Linked DNA regions of Homo sapiens: regions 1 and 3 are each linked to region 2. The links are chromatin contacts, found by Hi-C in ENCODE. All regions are on one chromosome and are shown on one strand. The core of a region is the stretch at or near the end of the contact, and the rest is flanking DNA. Distances in the headings are between cores, read along the strand shown.

Region 1 (3,482 bases), core at 853-3,352, 2.1 Mb after region 2:
GCCACCACACCCGGCTAAATTTTTCTGTTTTGTAGAGACAGAGTCTCCCTATGTTGACTAGGCTGGTCTCAAACTCCTGAGCTCAAGCCATCCTCCCACCTCAGCCTCCCAAAGCCCTGGGCATCAGCCACTGTGCCCGGCCCTGTTTTCTTCCCACCATTTATCACCAGCTGATATTTTATATTTTATCCTCTTTCATCTCCACAAAGCTTTTGTGAGAACAAGAATTTTTTGTTGTTCATTCTTACATTCTCAGTGTCTTGCACATAAAAGTTGCTCAATAAATTTCTGTTGAATCAAAGACTACTTTGTTGATAGACTGTAATATCCTCTTATTTCTCTCTACTCGCTTTATACAATTTGATGTGCTGTTCCTACCAAATGAGATAATCAAAATGAGAATATTAATATATCTGCTCAACTGTGAAAAGATGCCGGTACTGTGGGGGAAGGGATGGGAGCACTGGGAAAAACTATGGTAGCTTGTCTAATGCTTCACCGCCCACTTGAGACTTCAAGAGGACACGGTACACTAGATAAGAATCACTGCACACGACAGTACCTGTGCAATAGGAACCGCACACAGGGTTACTCCAAAGCCAATCGTCACAGTTTTGTGCCATGGTCTTATCAATTCTGAGAAACACCGCTTCTTAAAGTTAGCCACAACAGGAACACACAAACACTGTCTGTACCTGGAAGTAGAAGTCAGATTTCATAAGGCACGACCGCCAATCTGTAACAGGCTCTTGGATTTACTTGCAGGGGCTGTAAACTCAAACTCGAGCCAAGCAGGAACCTAAATGAGGATGCAGGACAGCTGAGGGGTTTTGAAATTTTCAACATACACCAAGTTTAAAATGTTGCCTCAGGCAGGGTGTTGGTGGCTCACGCCTGTAATCCTAGCACTTGGAAGGCCAAGGGCAAGGCGGGAGGATCACTTGAGCCCAGGAGTTCACGACCAGCCTGGGCAACATGGCTGGCAACATGACCCCGTGTCTATTAAAAAAAAATAAGTAAATAAAGGCCGAGGCGGGTGGATCACTTGAGGTCAGGAATTCGAAATCTGCCTGACCAACATGGTGAAACCCCATCTCTACTTAAAACACAAAAATTAGCCCGGAGTGGTGGCACGCTCCTGTAATCCCAGCTACTCGGGAGGCTGAGGCAGGAGAATCGCTTGAACCTGGGAGGCAGAGGTTGCAGTGAGCCGAGAGCGCCCCACTGCACTTCAGCCTGGGCAACAGAGCGAGACTGAGTCTCAAACAAAACAAAAAGAAAAAAAAAAATTAGCCGGGCGTGGTGGCGGGCGCCTGCAATCCCAGCTACTCGGGAGGCTGAGGCTGAGAATCGCTTGAAGCCGGGAGGCACAGGTTGCAGTGAGCTGAGATCTCGCCACTGCACTCCAGCCTGGGCGACAGAGGCAGATCTTGTCTCAAAAAAATTAAAATAAAATAAAATGTTGCCTTTAAACTTTTTAGAAACGGATGCCACAATAACCGCTCCTGCAGGCAGAATTTAGCTCTGGACCCCTGGCCTGGGTGCCAGTTGTGTGTGACGGTCCCGCTACAATCGCCCAGGAGCCTGCAGCGCTAGGTAGAGAGCCCTGCGCCAGCTCCCCCGGCCCCTTCTGCCCTCGGGAGGACGTCTTCAGACGCTCGTCTCCCTTCCCGGACTCCCCCCATGCCGTGTCCCTCCTCCTCTCCACGTCTCCTCAGGGACTTCGAGTGGCTGACGAGGGCTGGTCAGGAGGCGGAGCAGCCCCAAGAAGGCAGCCCGGGGTCTCGGGGACTCGTTTCTAGAAGATGGACGAACTGAAAAGGAAGCCGGGCTTGACCCAGGGGGCGGAGGCGGGGCTGTCCTCAGTCCTCCCGACCGGAGCGAGACGCCGCGACCCAGCTGGGCGGACGAGAGATGAGCGCGTAAGGAAGGCGGGCGCCGTGGGCCGGGCCACAGCGCTGTCCGCGTCGGTCCCTCCCTCTGGTCCTGTCCCCTCTACGCGGCCGCAGCGGTACCTGAAGAATGAAGTTACGCTGCGCGACAGCCAACTCTTCAGAGCCGCCATTGTGCAGCGCGCGGACGCCAGACGCACACGCCGGAAGTGACGCAGCTTCGTGAGCGCGGAGCGGGGCACGGCCTCCACCTGAGAGCGCCTCGCCCCATAGCCACGCCCCCACCCAAGGAAGCAGTCGGGATTGGGCAGGCAGGGGGAAAGGGGGCGAGGCTTAGGGCAAAGGCTGTAACGGCCGCGCAAGGCAACCAACCGCCGGAACTTCCGCGCGGGGCGGGGCATATGCAGGGCCTGAGGGCGCGGAGGTGGGTCCGGCGCGGAGCTGAGTCGGGCGCCGTGACGCTGGCGGGTGGGCGGGGACTCAGTTCGGGCCAGGGCTTGAAGGGAATTTCCTGGTGAGTTAGGGAGGCGGGGCCGGGCGGGAGGCGGGGCCGGGCGGGAGGCGGGGCCGGGCGCGGCGACGGCGCTGTCACTTCAGCACCAGGAAGTAAGTGGTCCAGCCGGCCAGCAGCAGCGCCCCGATGAGCACCGTGTAGCTGAGGAGCACGAAGGCGAGCAGCTCCCGCAGCAGCTGCAGCACGTGGACGGTGGACGAGGCCGGCATCGCGCTGCGCGGGAGCCCCAGGACGGTCGGCGGCCTGCCGGGCTGGCGCCGTCCCAGAGGGGCGGACGGGAACACACGAGGTCCTGGCCCTCGAAACAGCAAACGAAGGCCAGGAAGCCCACAGTGCCGACCTCCCCAACAGCCTCCTGGACGCTCGCTTCTCGGTTACACTGGAGAATCCTTCTCAACCCAAACTGCCCTCGTTCTTCGGCTCTGATCCGGGCTGAGGAGGCAGAAGCCCGGCTCTTCCCCGCGCCCCGCAGCTGCATGAGTTTTCCTCCCTGGCCCGCTCCTCCCACCACCTCCTGCATTTTTAATGCTGTGAGTGCCGCTAATGCGCTGGTGGAGTAAACCTTTCTTTTCCCGTCACTCAAGCTGCAGCCCCAGCTGCGGCCCTGGCTGGAAGGGGAAGGGGAGAGAGACCCATTTGGGCAGGAGGAAGGCACAGGCCCAAACCTGCTCTTCTGTGAGTCCCCTGGCCCCAAGGCTTGCCAGCAGCAGAGCTGGAGGATCTTTGCTTTGTGGTCCAGCATGCTTGCCTTCTGGCCAGCTGGGACTGCAGGGTGCCAGGTGGTGGGTGGGCATCAATCCGATCCTGGGCTCACCCCCGCCACCGTGCTCTGTGCATCTGCCCCAGCCCTGCTAACTTCCACCAGAGACGACATCAGACAGTAAGAACCCCACACCAGCTCATCAGACAGTAGGAACCCTACAACACCTCCAATGCTGCTTTGCCCAGCCACTCCCCACAGTGTCAGGCACTGGCTTCCTTCTCTCCCCACCTCACTTACTTGGCAAAGTTTCCACGAATCTTCCACCCTGAAGCTCCGCGGTTCTGTCTGCTCTGGTGCCCAAAGGTAGCTTGTG
Region 2 (3,381 bases), core at 299-2,798:
CATGGGCTCTACCACCAGCCTGGCCTCTGCCTCCAATCATAAGACATCCCTCCCCACACTCAGCTCAGGTCTGGTCTACAAACTGAGCATGCTCCCAAGACTCTTTCATGAACATCATATAACCCCAGCACCTCAGTTTCGCTCCCATAAACCTTCTGGGGCCTGCCTTCCTGACCTCTTGGTCACTCCATAAACCTGCTCACCTGCCACACTCCAAACAGCTCTAAAACCCTCCACCTTTTCCCAGAAACCAGTCTACCTTTTCGAAGGACACTTAATATTCATTAATTCCTTCTGCAAATATGTCTTAAGCATGTACTGGGTGCCAGGCACTGTTCTAGGCACTGGAGCTAGAGCAGTGATCAGAGCTAGGAGCCCTCAAGCAGTGTGTGTGTGTGGCCAAAGCACTTTTATAATTTTGGCTGTCCCATCCCCAGGACCCCTCTGTATATAGTAGTGTAACAGCAAACAGTGACAACTCACTATGTGCCAGGAGCTGTGAGCAACACTGCAGAATCTCACTTAATACTCACATCAACCCCATAAGGCAGATCCAACTATCATTCCATCTTACAGATGAGGAAACTGAACCACGCAGGGATATAATAATTCAGCAGGAATATGCCAGACCCTGTGCAAAGCCCTTTATCCGACTTACCTCATTTAAACCTCACGGCAATCCCATGAGGCAGGTTCTGAGAACGTCCTCATTTTAGATGGGAAGAAACTGACGCTTATAAAGGATACTGATGATAATGACAATAGTGAACATTTACTTCGAGCTTACTTTACCGGGTAGGGCGCTACGCACTTTTCCTACTTTATCCCATCGAATCCTCACACCACCCAGCAAGGCACATCCCCACTTCTCAGATGAGGGAACTGAGGCTCAGGACGGCGAAGCAACTTGCCCAAGGTCAGCGCGAGGCAGGTGGTAGTCCTGAGACTCGAACCCACGTCTCTCCAACTCCAGAGATCGCGCGACTTGACCAAGGTCACACGTGAGGCAGGAACAGGCGCGATGACTGGACCCGGCGCGCTTGGCCCCTCCGCCCCGCGCCCCAACCTCCCCTCGGCGCGGTCCGGAGCCCCTCGGCGCACCCCTGGGGCCCAGACCGCCGGGCTGCCCCGCCCGCCCGCCCCGCACGGGCCGGCACCTCCCCGCCCGCCTGCCGCCCCGAGGCCCCCGCGGGCCGCGCCCGGCAGGGCCCGCGCCGCCTCCGGCCGCTGCGGCCCTCACCGCTGTCGCCGATGATGAGCAGCTTGAAGAGGTGGTCGTAGTCCCGGGCCATGGCGGGCGGGGGCGGTGCGCGCGGGCGGGCGGGGTCGGTACTGGCCTCGCGATCCGCAGCTCCCTTCGGGCTGCTCCGGCAGCGGCGGATCCACTTCCCGAACAAACAGCCGGAACTGACAGAAACACCTCCCTCCGCTCCCCCTCCTCCTCCTCAGCAGCCGCCGCCGCTACCACCGCCTCCCTCCTTCCCGCCCCGCCCCACCACTGCGCAGGCGCAGCGTCTGGCACCGCCTTGCGCAGCCGCAGCCTGAGCCGGCCGCGCCCGGGTCGCGCACGCGCCCTGACGGAGTCCCAGCAAGCGCGGGCCCGTCTTCCTCGCGTCTCCTCGGGGAGCGTCGTCGCCGCCACCCTGGGCGCTGAGAGCTTGCGGAGCCGAGCCGCTGTCGAGTCCCAGCGGAAAGAAGCCCAAGGTGCCGGAGAAGCCCGGTCGTGGACGTTGTTGCTCCCTCATCTTCGAGACCCGCACGCCCTGCGGAGAGGAAATGACAGGCACGCCGCGACCGTGGGGCGGGGCTCGCACGAGCTCCGGGTTTCCAGAGGCAGGGGCCGGGGCCGTAGAAGGCAGAGTCGCGCGGGGAAGGCCCGGTACCCCGCCCCTTCCGCACCGACCCCTCCCCCGCGGAGCTGGCCCCGGCCCCGGGCCTGTGGAGTGGACGCCGAGGGCGGCGGGCGGCTTCCGAGTTGGACAGAACGGGAGCTGCCGGCGGGAGCAGAGCTGCGAGGAGGTGGCCTTTGAGGGCAGCGCGGGGTCGAAATCCCATCCCAGCGCTGTGACCTCTTGGAGCCCACATTGCCTCTTTGGTGGAGGGGAGGGAGTGGTCCAGCTCCGAGCCGAGCCTGGGAGCTGAATGACCCAGTGTGCAAGGCGCACCTCGGAGACCGAAAGCAACCGCTCCCCCGGCTTCAATTTCACACCACCTGCAGATACACGTCTCAGAATCTGCGGCTAGGAAGACCTGGGCCGCCAGAAGCTAAACGTGTGCATTTTGTCATCAGCCCCGGTTTCTCGTTTTAGAGTGAGTTCCCACCTGCCCTACCTAAACTGACCTGAAACGGAAAGTTGTATGCCCCCACGACCATCCTCACTGCAGAACTGCAGAGGGTTTTAAGCTCCTTATTACCTGTTTCTTATAATCCTGTCCCTTTCCAGGCGAGTATTTATCGGATAGTTCTACTTGTTTTATCAAACTTCCTTTTCTTTTGACTTTATAAAAAGCAATGCCGGGAGGCTGAGGCGGGAGAATCGCTTGAACCCGGGAGGCGGAGGTTGCAGTGAGCTGAGATCTCGCCATTGCACTCCATTCTGGGCAACAAGAGCGAAACTCCGTCTCAAAAAAAAAAAACAATGTTCGTCCTTAAAATTATGTGCAGAAGTTTACTGAAAAGTACAAGTTACTATTTTTCCTTCTGAAGCACTCCTCACAGGTAACCCCTGTTAGTTTCACAGGTAACCTTAAAATGCTTAACACATATTTGTTGAATGAATAAGTGCCCCCCAGTGAATTTCCTTTGCCTGTACAAACATATATGTACATACCTTGCTTTTTCTATTTAACAGTACACTTTTATCATTTAACATCTGCGTGGTATGGTACTCCATCCGATAACCATCGGATGTACTATTATTTAACCACTCCGCTATTAATAGACATTCATGCTGTTTATATTTTTTGGTTATAATAAACATTGTTGCAGGCGGGATCATTGAACAACACATGGAGTGTCTGACTCAAGCCTTGAGTTGTTTTTCCGGGAGCTGAGAATCAGTGTGGTGATATCGAAATAACATGAGCTTGGAATCTGAAGGTACTGGCTAGGGAGAAGAGCTGCTCATGTGCTCCCGATAGAAAGTCCCCCTTGGTCGGGAAGGTTAGGGCCATCCTCTGACTCAGCAGTTTTAGGAAATAGAGGGGGAGAAGGAAGGTATGTACCTTCCTTCCACCAGGGAGGCACGCCCAGCCCTAACCAGCCAGCGAGGCAGTAGGTCCTCCTAGCTCATCTTCACAACCTGGGCTGGTGTCGGGAAGACTTTCGTTCCAATGCTAGCTTTGGAATCCTGGCCTCCATCCCTTAAAAGCTTTGTGATC
Region 3 (3,844 bases), core at 849-3,348, 2.6 Mb after region 2:
TACCCAAAATCACCAAACATACACACTTCTCACATTTGTTTTAGAATTCTCTGAGAGCAAGAGTGAGAGAAAGGTTCTAGAATACGTTGTTTTATCTGCAGGATCCAACTATTCTTGAAACCAAGATCTATTCCTGAAGGGGTGGGTTGCCCCTCCACGCCTGTGGGCATTTCTCGTCAGGTGGAACGAGAGGCTTGGAAAAGAAAGAGACACAGAGACAAATTGTAGAGAAAGAAAAATGGGCCCAGGGGACCGGCGTTCAGCATACGGAGGACCCGTGCCCGCACCGGCCTCTAAGTTCCCTTAGTATTTATTGATCATTAGCAGGCATTTCCCGGACAGGGGGATGTGCCAGGATAATAGGGTATAATAGTAGAGAGAAGGTCAGCAGGAAAACATGTGAACAAATGTCTCTGCATCATAAACATGGTAAAGAAAAAAGTGCTGTGCTTTTGATGTGCATATACATAAACATCTCAATGCCTTAAAGAGCAGTATTGCTGCCAGTATGTCCCACCTCCAGCCCTAAGGCGGTTTTCCCCTATCTCAGTAGATGGAATATACAATCGGGCTTTACACCGAGACATTCCATTGCCCAGGGACGAGCAGGAGACAGATGCCTTCCTCTTATCTCAACTGCACAGAGGTGTTCCTTCCTCTTTTACTAATCCTCCTGAGCACAGACCCTTTACAGGTGTCGGGCTGTGGAATGGTCAGGTCTTTCCCTTCCCACGAGGCCATATTTCAGACTATCACATGAGGAGAAACCTTGGACAATACCTGGCTTTCCTAGGAAGAGGTCCCTGCGGCCTTCTGCAGTGTATTGTGTCTCTGGGTACTTGAGATTAGGGAGTGGTGATGATTCTTAAGGCGCATGCTGCCTTCAAGCATTTGTTTAACAAAGCACATCCTGCACAGCCCTTAATCCATTTAACCCTCAGTTGACACAGCACAGGTCTCAGGAAGCACAGGGTTGGTGGTAGGGTTACAGATTAACAGCATCTCAAGGCAGAAGAATTTTTCTTAGCACAGAACAAAATGGAGTCTCTTATGTCTACTTCTTTCTACACAGACACAGTAACAATCTGATCTTTCTTTTCCCCATATATTCCCATACTCTTACATTTTTCTTTTTTTCATTAAAAAAAATTGTAGGCCGGGCGCGGTGGCTCACGCCTGTAATCCCAGCACTTTGGGAGGCGGAGGCGGGAGGATCCCTTGAGTCCGGGAGTTCGAGACCAGCCTGGACAGCATAGGGAGATTCCCCCACCTCTATAAACAAATTAAAAATTAGCTGGGTGTGGTAACGCGCGCCTGTATTCCCAACTACTTGGGAGGTCGAGGCTGCAGTGAACCGTGTTTGTGCAACTGCACTCCATCCAGCCTAGGTGACAGAGTGAGACCCTGTCAAAACATAAAGAAAAGGATGAAGGAAGGGAGGGAGGAAGGAAGGAAGGGAGGGAGGAAGGAAGGAAAGAAGGAAGGAAGGGAGGGAGGGAGGGAAGGGGAAGAAAGAGACAGAAAGAAGAGAAAGAAGAAAGAAAAGAAAGAACAGAAAAGAAAGAAAAAAGAATTCCTTTAATTTAGTGTATGGTGTTAAAACGCAACCAAACGCTCCATCCGGCGAAGAGAGAGAGAAAAGAAGAGAGGAAGGAAAGAAGGAAGGGAGGGAGGGAGGGAGGGAGAACACCTTCCTTTAATTCAGTGCATGGTGTTAAAATGCGACCAAACGCTCTATCCGGCTGCAATCTCCCCGCACGGGAGTGATTTATGCAGTAGCTGGAGGTTAGTCAGGACTCCAGGATGCACCGCAGACACCGAGGCGATGATCCTCGGACTCATTAATAGGGAGTCATTTGTGACTCAGGTGCGCTCTCTGCGTCTGCAAGTCACGTTCCCTTCGGCACGCCCATCTCGAGGATTCATCCTCTCCAACGGGTGACGAGCACCGCCTGCCGGCGGCCCGCCTCTCGGCCTCTTGGCCACGCCCCCCACCGGAGGGCAAGGCGCACGCTCCGCAATTTTTCTCCGCCCCCGTCTTCCGGCTTCTCGCGACATCCGCCCAGCGGCGGCCGGAATCTCGCGATAAAGGCTCATTGTCTCGCGGGAGCGCTGCTGGCGGTCGGGCGCTCGGGCGGCCCTGGCCGGGGAGACGAGTTGCATGTGTTGGTTCAGCTGGCGATAGCGGCGGGAGCGGAGCCGGCGGGGCCTGTGCGACCGCCTGGGTAACGACCCCAAGTGCTTCTCCCGCTCCCGAGAAGCTCGTAGAGAGTGTGGGGGAAGCTGAGATGCTGCCTGGCGGAAGGGGGCCGGGCCGGGCCTCTCCACACCCCCGCCCACAAGGGCCCCTTCTGGCGTCCCCGGGGTTGCTCCTTCGCCTCAGACCTGGTCGCCCTTGTCCCCTCAGTGCTCTTACATTCTGCGCTCGTTTTCTCTCCTCATCCTTCTTACGCTCTGGTTACCCCGCCCCCTCCCATGCCCTTTTTAGACTCCCCAGGCCCCTCTCATGGCGTTTAGTTGCCCCCACACCCTGCACCCCGGGCTTCTCCGATGACCCACCCCTTGTTCCTAGGCACTTCCAGCCTCTCTCCATTCGGCGCCTTTGTAGCCCTTCTCTCACTGCAGTTTGCATCCCTCCCAGATCACCCTCAGACCTTTTTGCTCCGTGTCTGCCGTGGGTACTCACCCCATCTTTCCTTCCCCATTGCTTCCTGTTTTTCTCTAGTGAGTCCCTCTGCCCCATCCTTCATGGTCCATTTGCTGCTTGCTTCCCTGTAGACCTGTGGAGCAAGGAGATGTTGTGCCTGGGATTGCTCATATTTTATGAATCGAATGCAGCTTGTATCCCCCACTCAACAACAGACTTGAAACAGCTTTGGGGTGGGGAGGTTTCTGTTGAGAGGAACACTGCTCTTCTGGGGTCTTGATTCTAAAATAGTGAGGGTGTGTTATTTTCCTTGCTTACAGGTTTGTGAAATGGCTGCTGACATTTCTGAATCCAGCGGGGCTGACTGCAAAGGAGACCCAAGGAACAGTGCCAAGTTAGATGCCGATTACCCACTTCGAGTCCTTTATTGTGGAGGCAAGTGTTGGTAGCCACAGAATGACTTTTACTCACTATACTTTTATGCATTGTAATAACAGTTTGACATTTGGTAAGCTTTCTTCCCCATCCTTTTCATTTGGTGAGTTTGTACTGGGGGAGAGGAGTCCTGGGGAGGAGGAGGCATGAATTAACAGAGTTTCCCCACCTGGGTGATTTGTGTCTGGCTACTCTGCCTGAAGAAGCTTACAGTCCATTTGTAACAGGATGTGCAACTAGGTTATTTCAGCCTGAAGGTCCTCAAGGTGTATGCTAGTCTAGCTGTCAAAGGAGGGCTTCTTGGAAGATTATGAGTTAAGGATGGCAAGGACTGGATGAGAAGGTGGGGAACGGCGTCCCAGACAAAGCGCACGACTATGTAAGAAAAAGCTTGATGGCTGTCTGTGAAGAAGTGAGCAGCTTTGAGTTTGTCTGGTGTATCGTATAGGGAGGGTGGCCCGTTAAGGAGTGGGAGAAGGTGAGGTTGGAGTGTTGGGTGGTAGGACAGTGAGGAAAGTCTTCTTGGTTTGAATCATGATATATGTATTAGGTTTAATCAAGATCTTTTTCACTTTCGAGTGTTTTTCTTCATTTTCAATATAGAAATATTTGTGAATTGTAAATGCTGTATGTATTCGCATCTTGGAAACTTTCAGAAAAATCTGAAGATACAGGACAGTAAAAGGGCAAGTAAATATTTTTTCAGTAAATATTTCTCAGAACTTACTGTGTGCCTAGTGATGTTTTAGGTGCTGGGGCCTG

The links. A loop is a pair of places that touch in the nucleus more often than their neighbours do. Pooled maps may share reads with other maps.
Region 1: a loop to region 2 is called in a pooled map, with 9 times the contacts of the local background. The contact joins the promoter of DIABLO here to the promoter of RAB35-AS1 in region 2. A Hi-C loop is called at or near these places in 7 of 50 pooled maps.
Region 3: a pooled map shows a loop between it and region 2 (14-fold over the local background). The contact joins the promoter of DENR here to the promoter of RAB35-AS1 in region 2. A Hi-C loop is called at or near these places in 4 of 50 pooled maps.

What each region holds. Positions count from the first base shown.
Region 1 is chr12:122,223,950-122,227,431 of GRCh38, forward strand. It overlaps DIABLO (diablo IAP-binding mitochondrial protein), which reads right to left and starts at 2,103. Exons shown (of 6, transcript NM_001371333.1): 1 at 2,016-2,103; 2 at 563-695. The coding sequence starts at 2,065. It overlaps LOC128125816, which reads right to left and starts at 2,615. Exons shown (of 1, transcript NM_001414998.1): 1 at 2,481-2,615. The coding sequence starts at 2,615. The coding sequence ends at 2,481. It overlaps LOC101593348 (a long non-coding RNA gene), which reads left to right and starts at 2,493. Exons shown (of 1, transcript NR_103497.1): 1 at 2,493-3,482. RefSeq lists enhancers at 505-1,410, 1,820-1,869, 1,880-2,119, 2,173-2,467, 2,417-3,248 and 1 more and a silencer at 2,410-2,549.
Region 2 is chr12:120,115,359-120,118,739 of GRCh38, forward strand. RAB35-AS1 (RAB35 antisense RNA 1) reads left to right here and starts at 1,549. Exons shown (of 1, transcript NR_182302.1): 1 at 1,549-3,381. It overlaps RAB35 (RAB35, member RAS oncogene family), which reads right to left and starts at 1,395. Exons shown (of 6, transcript NM_006861.7): 1 at 1,241-1,395. The coding sequence starts at 1,292. RefSeq lists enhancers at 586-1,378, 1,379-2,170, 2,963-3,381, 3,174-3,273, 3,304-3,373 and silencers at 1,096-1,225, 1,326-1,635, 1,796-2,145, 2,236-2,295, 2,283-2,461.
Region 3 is chr12:122,750,726-122,754,569 of GRCh38, forward strand. It overlaps DENR (density regulated re-initiation and release factor), which reads left to right and starts at 2,099. Exons shown (of 8, transcript NM_003677.5): 1 at 2,099-2,225; 2 at 2,968-3,082. The coding sequence starts at 2,977. RefSeq lists enhancers at 595-1,456, 2,548-2,607 and a silencer at 2,358-2,407.